2 separate regions of the Homo sapiens genome follow, and region 1 is linked to region 2. Evidence: read pairs that join two places in POLR2A ChIA-PET (ENCODE). Cell type or tissue: PC-9. All regions are shown on one strand.

What was found. ChIA-PET counts read pairs that join two places held together with the same protein. Peaks named below come from ENCODE experiments on the same cell type or tissue, not always from the same donor. Only the 100,000 strongest peaks of a DNase experiment are listed, where the experiment ranks them.
Region 1: POLR2A ChIA-PET joins it to region 2 with 5 read pairs; 2 of 35 experiments call an interaction of 5 or more read pairs at or near these places.

What each region holds. Positions count from the first base shown.
Region 1 is chr1:51,620,506-51,624,505 of GRCh38, forward strand. The region is part of intron 1 of OSBPL9 (oxysterol binding protein like 9); the gene reads left to right. LOC105378719 (a long non-coding RNA gene) reads right to left here and starts at 2,039. Exons shown (of 3, transcript XR_947339.4): 1 at 1,967-2,039. RefSeq lists enhancers at 1,646-2,845, 1,989-2,128. In PC-9, no CTCF peak of the experiment used is centred here; a DNase peak (open chromatin) is centred at 2,146; H3K4me3 peaks cover 2,008 bases; H3K27ac peaks cover 3,788 bases.
Region 2 is chr1:51,883,144-51,887,143 of GRCh38, forward strand. No RefSeq gene overlaps it. Among named protein-coding and RNA genes, the nearest start is that of NRDC, 6.4 kb to the left of the region's middle. RefSeq lists a silencer at 180-380. In PC-9, no CTCF peak of the experiment used is centred here; no DNase peak of the experiment used is centred here.

The sequences.
Region 1 (4,000 bases), 260 kb before region 2:
GGGTTAGGAAAGGTTTCCTTGGAGAAGCAGGTTTGTTTTGACTTGAATGATGAGGAGAGATTAGCCGTATGAGCAGAGAGGGAAAAGTGCTTGAGACAAAGGGAATAAAAGTTTTTTGGAGGAGAGAAGAGTAAGCAGCTTGTCAGTTCTGGAGGTTGGGCTGTGAGGTAGGTAGTAGTGAGAGATGAACTGGGGAGCTAAGCAGGAGGACAGATAATGAAAGGCTTTCTTGGCAAACCATGTTAAGGAATTTGAACTTTATCCCCAGGGCAGTGGAGAGCTATTTCAGTGTTGTAAGCACTTTTTATTATTATTGAAAAATCTTTTATTATAGAAATTTAAAAAAATAAATCTATTTTATTTATTCATTTATTTTGATAAGACTGGTTAATTTTGTATTTTTGGTAGAGACGGGGTTTCACCATGTTGCTGAGGCTGGCCTCGAACTTCAGGGCTCAAGCATTCACTTGCCTCGGCCTCCCAGAATGTTAGGATTACAGGCGTGAGCCCCTGTGCCCAGCCTATTATAGAAAATTTTTAACATTCATAAAACTAAAGAGGACGGTAAAATGAATTCATTTCATCCAGCTTATACAAGTATCAACATATGGCCAGTCTTGTTTTATTAGTACTCCCATTAACTCCTTCCTCCTCTATTGAATTATTTTTAGAGCAGATCCCAGATTATTATTTCTTGTGAATATTTCAGTATGTGGCCAGGCATGGTGGCTCACGCCTGTAATCCCAGCACCTTGGGAGGCCGAGGCGGGGAGATCACCTGAGGTCAGGAATTCAAGACTAGCCTGGCCAACACTATCTCTGCTAAAAATACAAAAATTTGCCCTGCTGTGGCCAGCGCCAGTAATCCCAGCTACTTGGGAGGCCAAGAATTCAGCCTCTCCCTTCAAGGAGAATCACTTGAACCAGGAAGTGGAGTTTGCAGTGAGCCGAGATGGTCCCACTGCACTCCAGCCTGGGCGACAAAGCAAGACTCCGTCTCAAAAAAAAAAAAAAAAGAAAGTTAAGGTCCCTCTATTTTCAAAAGAATGTTATCAAAACACTTTTATTACAGCTAAATAGTAGTATTTATTAATATCAAATATCCAGTCTGTTCAATTTCCTAGAATGTCGCAAACATTTCTTCCTTACCAGTTGGTTTGAGTCAGAATTCCAAACAAGATCTGCATATAAAATTATAGAGTCTCTTTTAATCTCTAGTTCTCCCTCTCTTTTTCTTGGCCATTTATTTGTCTAAGACACCAGGTCATTTACTCTGTAGAATTTTCTGCATTTTGGATTTTGTTGGAAGCATCATTTTGGTATGTTTAAACAGGTTCCTTTGTCCTCTGTATTTCCTATATAAATTGATAATTTGAGCTGAAAGCTTAATCAAATTTATTTTTTTTCTTTTGGGCAAGAATATAGGTGGAACCTATCAAATCAAGAGGCATATGATGTTAGCTTGTCTCTCTATGATGTTAAAATTGATCAGTAGGTTCAGGTGAAATGTGTGTTTTTTTTTTTATTTTAAAGAATATGGTTGCGGAGAAGTAATCAGGAGGTTGCTTTTGATGGGATTTAGTGATTGGATGTGAGTGAAAGGGGAAGAGTCTGAAGACATCCAGGTTTTCAGCTTGAGCTGGTTGAATGATAAAAAGGAAGATAGGAAGAACAGGTTGGGGGAGAGAAGTGGTTGCTTTGGGGCATGTTGAAATTGACATAAAGATGTGTTACAGTCTGGAGCTTGGGACAAAAATCTGGGCTGCATATCCTCTTATCAGTCAGTAAAACATAAAATAAATCTGGGCTGCAGATAAATATTAGTTTTTCATATATGGAGAGTTGAGAGAGTGAGTAGAATAGAGATCTTTGGATAGGACTCTGGAAAATACCACTGGATTTAGTTATCTATTGCGTTATGACAGATTACTCCAAAATGTAGCAATTTAAAACAACAGTTTGTTACCTCATAGTTTTCGTGGGTCAGAACTTTGAGTTCTGGCTCAGGGTCTCTTATGAAGTTGTAGTCAATATATTAGCCAGTGCTGCAGTCATCTGAAAGGCTTGACTGGAGCAGGAAGATCAGCTTCCACGATGACTCACATGGCTGTTGTCAGAAAGTGGCAGTTCCTTGCTGGCTGTTGGAAGGTGGCCTCATTCCTCACCAGGTAGCCTCTCCATTGAGCTGCTTAAGTGTCATCATGACAGAGCAGCTGGCTGTGATCCAAGTGAGAGCAAAGAGGAAGCCTCAATCCCTTTTATGACCTAGTCAGAGACCACCACTTCTGCCTTATTCTGTTCATTAGAGACAAGCCATTAAATTCCACTCATGCTCCTGGGGATGGGAATTTCAGACATGAGGAGGGAAATTAGGCTTTATCTTTTGAAAAGAATTTGTGGACAAATTTTAAACCACCACAATCACAATTTAAGGGATTGGCAGAGGAAAAAAGCTTGCACAGGAGAGTGAAAAGGGATGCCAGAGATGTAAGAGAAAAACTAGAAGAATGTGGCAGTCATGGATGGCAAGGTGGAAGTAGTAAATTGGCTTGAATACTGCTGAAAGGATTAAATAGATGAGATCTAAAGCATATCCATTGGATTGATGAACATCATTGATGTTCTTAGGCAGAGCAGTTTCCATGGAGTGGTAGGTATGGAATGCAGGTTGGAGTGGCTTGAAGAGTAAAGAGGAGGCAGGAAATATATGAAGCGAATGGAGGTTATTCAAGATGTTTCATTGTAGAAAGGGCAAAGAGGACATGGAATGTGGAATGGAGGGGAACAGTTTCTAAAATAGGAATATGCTTAAATGGTGTAGGGATGGGAAGCAAGGTCAATGTTAAAAATGAGGATACAGTCAGGACGCAAGGAGTATAGTAAAGATTTAGGACAATGACAGTGGGAACTGGAAAAAGGAATAGCTAAGGAATAGCTAAATATGATTTGTTTAGTCATTACCCACAAATGTTTAACCCTCTTTCTTGATTTGTATTGCTTTTGGAGAGAGGGTTAGAAACTGAATTAGTAAGTTACCTGGGCTACTCAAGATATTCCTTGTAAAAGGAGTCGTTAGAGAAATCATATGTTCTTTGCTGTTACACACTGTCTGGAAGAGACTTGTAATGACTTTGCATTTTAAAACCACTGCTAGTCAAAACACATTTAAGTGTTATTTGGCAGTCTTTAGCAATGTTTAGTAGATGATAAAAAAATCTACCATCTAATTATTAGATTTTAGATTTTTGAATAGCTTAAATGTATATATTTCTCTTGCAAACATGTAAAAGTAGTCTCAGATTCTCCTGGAAAGGTATCAGCACCACTCCCATCAAACATTTAAAAGCAAATTTATTCTTTTCTAAGTAAACCATTCTTGAATATATCAAATATGATTTTTATTGAGCTTATATATGGTACTTTTTTTTTTTTGTCGGAGTCTCGCTCTGTCACCCAGGTTGGAGTGCAGTGGCACGATCTCCACTCACTACCACCTCCACCTCCTGGGTAGAAGCAATTCTCCTGTCTCAGCCACCCGAGTAGCTGGGATTAAGGCACCCACCACCAGGCCTGGCTAATTTTTGTATTTTTAGTAGAGACGAGGTTTCACCATGTTGACCAGGCTGATCTTGAACTCCTGACCTCAGATCATCCACCTGCCTCAGCCTCCCAAAGTGCTGAGATTACAGGTGTGAGCCACCTTGCCTGGCTATATGGTACATTTTAGTAGTCCAAATCTAATAGAGTAGCTTTAGAATTATAAAAGGAACAAAAGAAAAATTGTATCTAAATCTAAATGGGCTGGGTGCAGTGGCTCATGCCTGTAATCCCCCAGCACTTTGGGAGTCGAGGCAGGTGGGTCACTTGAGGTCAGGAGTTCAAGACAAGCCTGACCAACATGGTAAAACCCCGTCTGTACTAAAAATACAAAAATTAGCCGGGCATGGTGGTACACCTCTGTAATCCCAGCTACTTGGGAGGCTGAGGCAGGAGAATCGCT
Region 2 (4,000 bases):
GAGAGAAGTGTTAGGTATAACTCCCTGCTGTCTGGTTTTCTGGATGGATCGATGATGGTGCCAGTAACTCAGTAAACAGGAAATTCTGAAAAAGGAGTTTTGGTAGGAGAAGAGTATACTAGCTCAGTTTTGGACATGTTAAGTTTGAGTTATTTGTGAGAGACACAGATGAAGATCAGGTCTGAAGCTCAGAAAAGAGACCTAAATTGGAGATAAAAATTTGAGGTTTATTGGTTTCTAGGTGGTAACCAAAGCTTATTGAATGAGATCACCTACACTGAGATTGTGAAGTGAAAAAAGGGCCCAAGGAGAAAGCTTTGAGGAACTTACAGAAGAGGAAGAACTCACAAAAGAGACTGAGAAGGAACTACCAGGGTGTTAAGAAGAAAACCTGTGTGATCACAGGAAAAATACCTCTGATGCTGAGCCCAATACAATTCTGACCCACAGCACATGTTAGAAGTGTCAGATCAGAGGCCCGGTGCAGCGGCTTATGCCTGTAATCCCAGCACTTTGGGAGGCCAAGGCAGGAGGATCAGTTGAGGCCAGGAGTTCAAGACCAGCCTGGTCAACAGGGCGAAACCCTGTCTCTACTAAAAATACAAAAATTAGCCAGCTGTGGTGGTACACCCCTGTAATCCCAGCTACTTGGGTGGCGCATGCCTGTAATCCCAGCTACTTAGGAGGCTGAGGCAGGAGAATTGAACTCTGTCTCAAAGAAAAAGAAGTGTCAGATTAGATATATAAAATATAAGAATTGGCAAGGGATCTCTGAATTATTTTAGTCTGGTGTCTTCAGATATAAAGATAAATACCTATTCAGGTGAAACTCAAAAATGACCAATAGGCATAGCCAGGACTTCCAAACCAGAAGTATTGTTTTCCTATTTAAAATAATTTGGAAAGTTACCATCTCTCATTTGTATTATAAAGAGTATTCCTCAGAGGAAACAGGTAAATTAAGCTATTACTTTGTTGTTGTTGTTGGTGTTGTTGTTTTCCTTTTTGGAAACAGGGTCTAGCTCTCTCACCCAAGCTGGAATTCAGTGGCATGATCTCGGCTGACTGCAATCTCTGCCTCCCAGGCTCAAGTGATTCTCCTGCCTCAGCCTCCCGAGTAGCTGGAACCACAATCACAGGCATGCACCACCATGCCCAGCTAATTTTTTGTACTTTTTGTAGAGGCAGGGTCCATGTTGTGCGGGCTGGTCTTCAACTCCAGGGCTCAAGTGATTTGCCCGCCTCGGCCTCCCAAAATCCTGGGATTACAGGCATGAGCCACTGTGCCCAGCGAAAGTATAACTATTATATAGGAAACTGAGGGCCGAGGTTGCAATGAACTGAGACTGTGCTACTTCACTCCAGCCTGGGCAACAGAGTGAGACTCTGTCTCCAAAAAAAAGGAAACTGAGGCATCAGGAAGTTAAAAGGAACTTGATATCCCCAATAAAGTTAAAGAGTACAAGACTGTAATTTTTAACCTCATTTTCCGAGACCTTCTCTTTTCTTTTTTGAGACAGGGTCTTTCTGTGTCACCCAGCCTAGAGTGCAGTGGTGTATTCATAGCTCACTGCAATCTCAACCTCCTAGACTCAAGCAATCTTCCCACCTCAGCCTCCCAAGTAATTGGGACTACAGGCATGCACCACCATGCCTAGCTAATTTATTTTTAAGAGATGGGGGTCTCACTATGTTGCCCAGGGTGGTCTTGAATTCCTGGCCTCAAGCAATCCTCCCACCTTGGCTTCTCAAAGTGCTGGGATTACAGGTGTGCACCACTGGGCTCAACCCAGACTTTTTCTTTAAGTTTATTTTTTAATTTCTTAATATTTCTTCGGTTTCAGACCCTGACAGACTTTCTGAGAGTACAGTATTTAAAGGCTTTTTTACATTTCCACTTCGTCTTCAGCCACCTTAAACTCCTTTCCATTTTTACCTCAAGGATTTCCCTCCCATCAGATTTGGTGAGCCTTGTCTCCCTATTATTCTGGTGAAAGTTTAGAAATCATGAAAATTAAAAACAGCTCATTTCTGTGTTCGATCCCTGCCTCTGAAAGTTAATTTAGTCAATGCAAAAGGGACAGATCTGAGCCTTAATTTTTTTTTTTTTTTTTGTAGATGGAGTCTCACTCTGTTGCCCAGGCTGGAGTGCAATGGCGTGATCTCGGCTTACTGCAACCTCTGCCTCCCAGGTTCAAGCAATTCTCCTGCCTCAGCCTCCCAAGTAGCTGGGATTACAGACATGCACCACCACACCTGGCTAATTTTTTGTATTTTTAGTAGAGACGGGGTTTTGCCATGTTGGCCAGGCTGGTCTTGAACTGCTGACCTCAGGTTATCCACCCGCCTCAGCCTCCCAAAGTTCTAGGGTTACAGGCGTGAGTCACCGTGCCCAGCCTCAGCCTTACTTTTAAAAATTAAAAGATAAATTATTCTTAATTATCCATCTTTATAATTGAAAGTCAGGATAAGGCAGAAATGTGGAATGTTGACTCTACATTGAGTAGATTGGAATAGTATGAGCCCATTAACATCTCAAACCCCAAATTATCTCCCCCTTGCTTTAATGTCTAAAATTCCTTCATTAGTGATTTATGTCCCTTTTTATAACTCTTGTTAAATGCCAATAACACCCTCGAAAGGATTGAAAAACTAACCCATTTTGTGAATGGATATGTTTTATTTCCTCTAGTTCGAAGCACACTCTAGGCAACTTCAGATCACTATGAATCTGGGGTAGGTGAAGAGATTGCTAAATCTAGGGGGAAAGACACAGAAAGAAGAGGTAGGTAACAAGAGAAATATTACCCACTTCAACATTTTGTCCAGGGCCCATGCGCTAAGAAATTATACCTTTGGAGCTCTGGTTATTAATTGTCCCACCCACTGATTGCTATCCACATTTGGCAGCTTTGTATCTAGGTCAAGAAGTAGGCATGTTCTTATGGAGTCTTCTCCCCCGAAACTGAATGTGTGCACAATATACCAAGCAATTTGTGTGACCATAGAAATAGTTTTCTCAGCCAGGCACGGTGGCTCATGCCTGTAATCCCAGCACTTTGGGAAGCCAAGGCAGATGGATCACCTGAGGTCAGGAGTTCGAGACCAGCCTGGCCAACATGGTGAAACCCCATCTCTACTAAAAATAGCAAAATTAGCCGGGCATGGTGGCTCATGCCTGTAATGCCAGCTACTTGGGAGGCTGCGGCAGAAAAATCACTTTAACGCAGGAAGCAAAAGTTGCAGTGAGCTGAGATTGCACCACTGCATTCCAGCCTGGGCAACACAGTGAGACTCTGTCTCAAAAAAAAAAAAAAAAGTTTTCTCCTATACTATAAACATAGTTCTAGAAGAATTTGATGTTCAAAACTTCGTGATAAATTAGGAGTGACTCTAAAAAATGTGACAAATGAAATATTATTTTATCACAAATCAAGCTAAGTTGCTCCTCATCTCTGGACTAAAGATACATATTTTTTGAAACTCTGCCTGGAAAGAAGAATGTAAAGACACAAAATAATATTTAAAAATCTAATTATATTATTCGCTTTTAAGAAACCCATCATGGCATTCCTTTGCTCTTTGAATAAAATCCAGCCTCTTGCTATCGCTTATATGGCTTGCTTATTAATTATTTCTGTCCTTCCTCTAAGTCTACCATCTCATCTACCATTCAGCTTTTTGCTCCAGTCACACTGGCTTTTTAATGTCCTTCAACACACTAGAGTAGTTCCTGCTTTAGGGCCATTACCTCTGCCTCTCTGCCTGGAGTGTTCTTACTCTAAATTTTGCATAGCTGAGTTCTTCACACCAGTCATATGTCAGAAAACATGTCACTCTTAAGAGAGGCCTTTTCTTATTCTATCTAAAATAGTACTCATGGTCAGGCACGGTGGCTCACACCTATAATCCCAGCACTTCGGGAGGCCGAGGCGGGTGGGTTGCTCAAGCCAGGAGTTTGAGAACAACCTGGGCAACATGGTGAAACCCCGTCTCTACA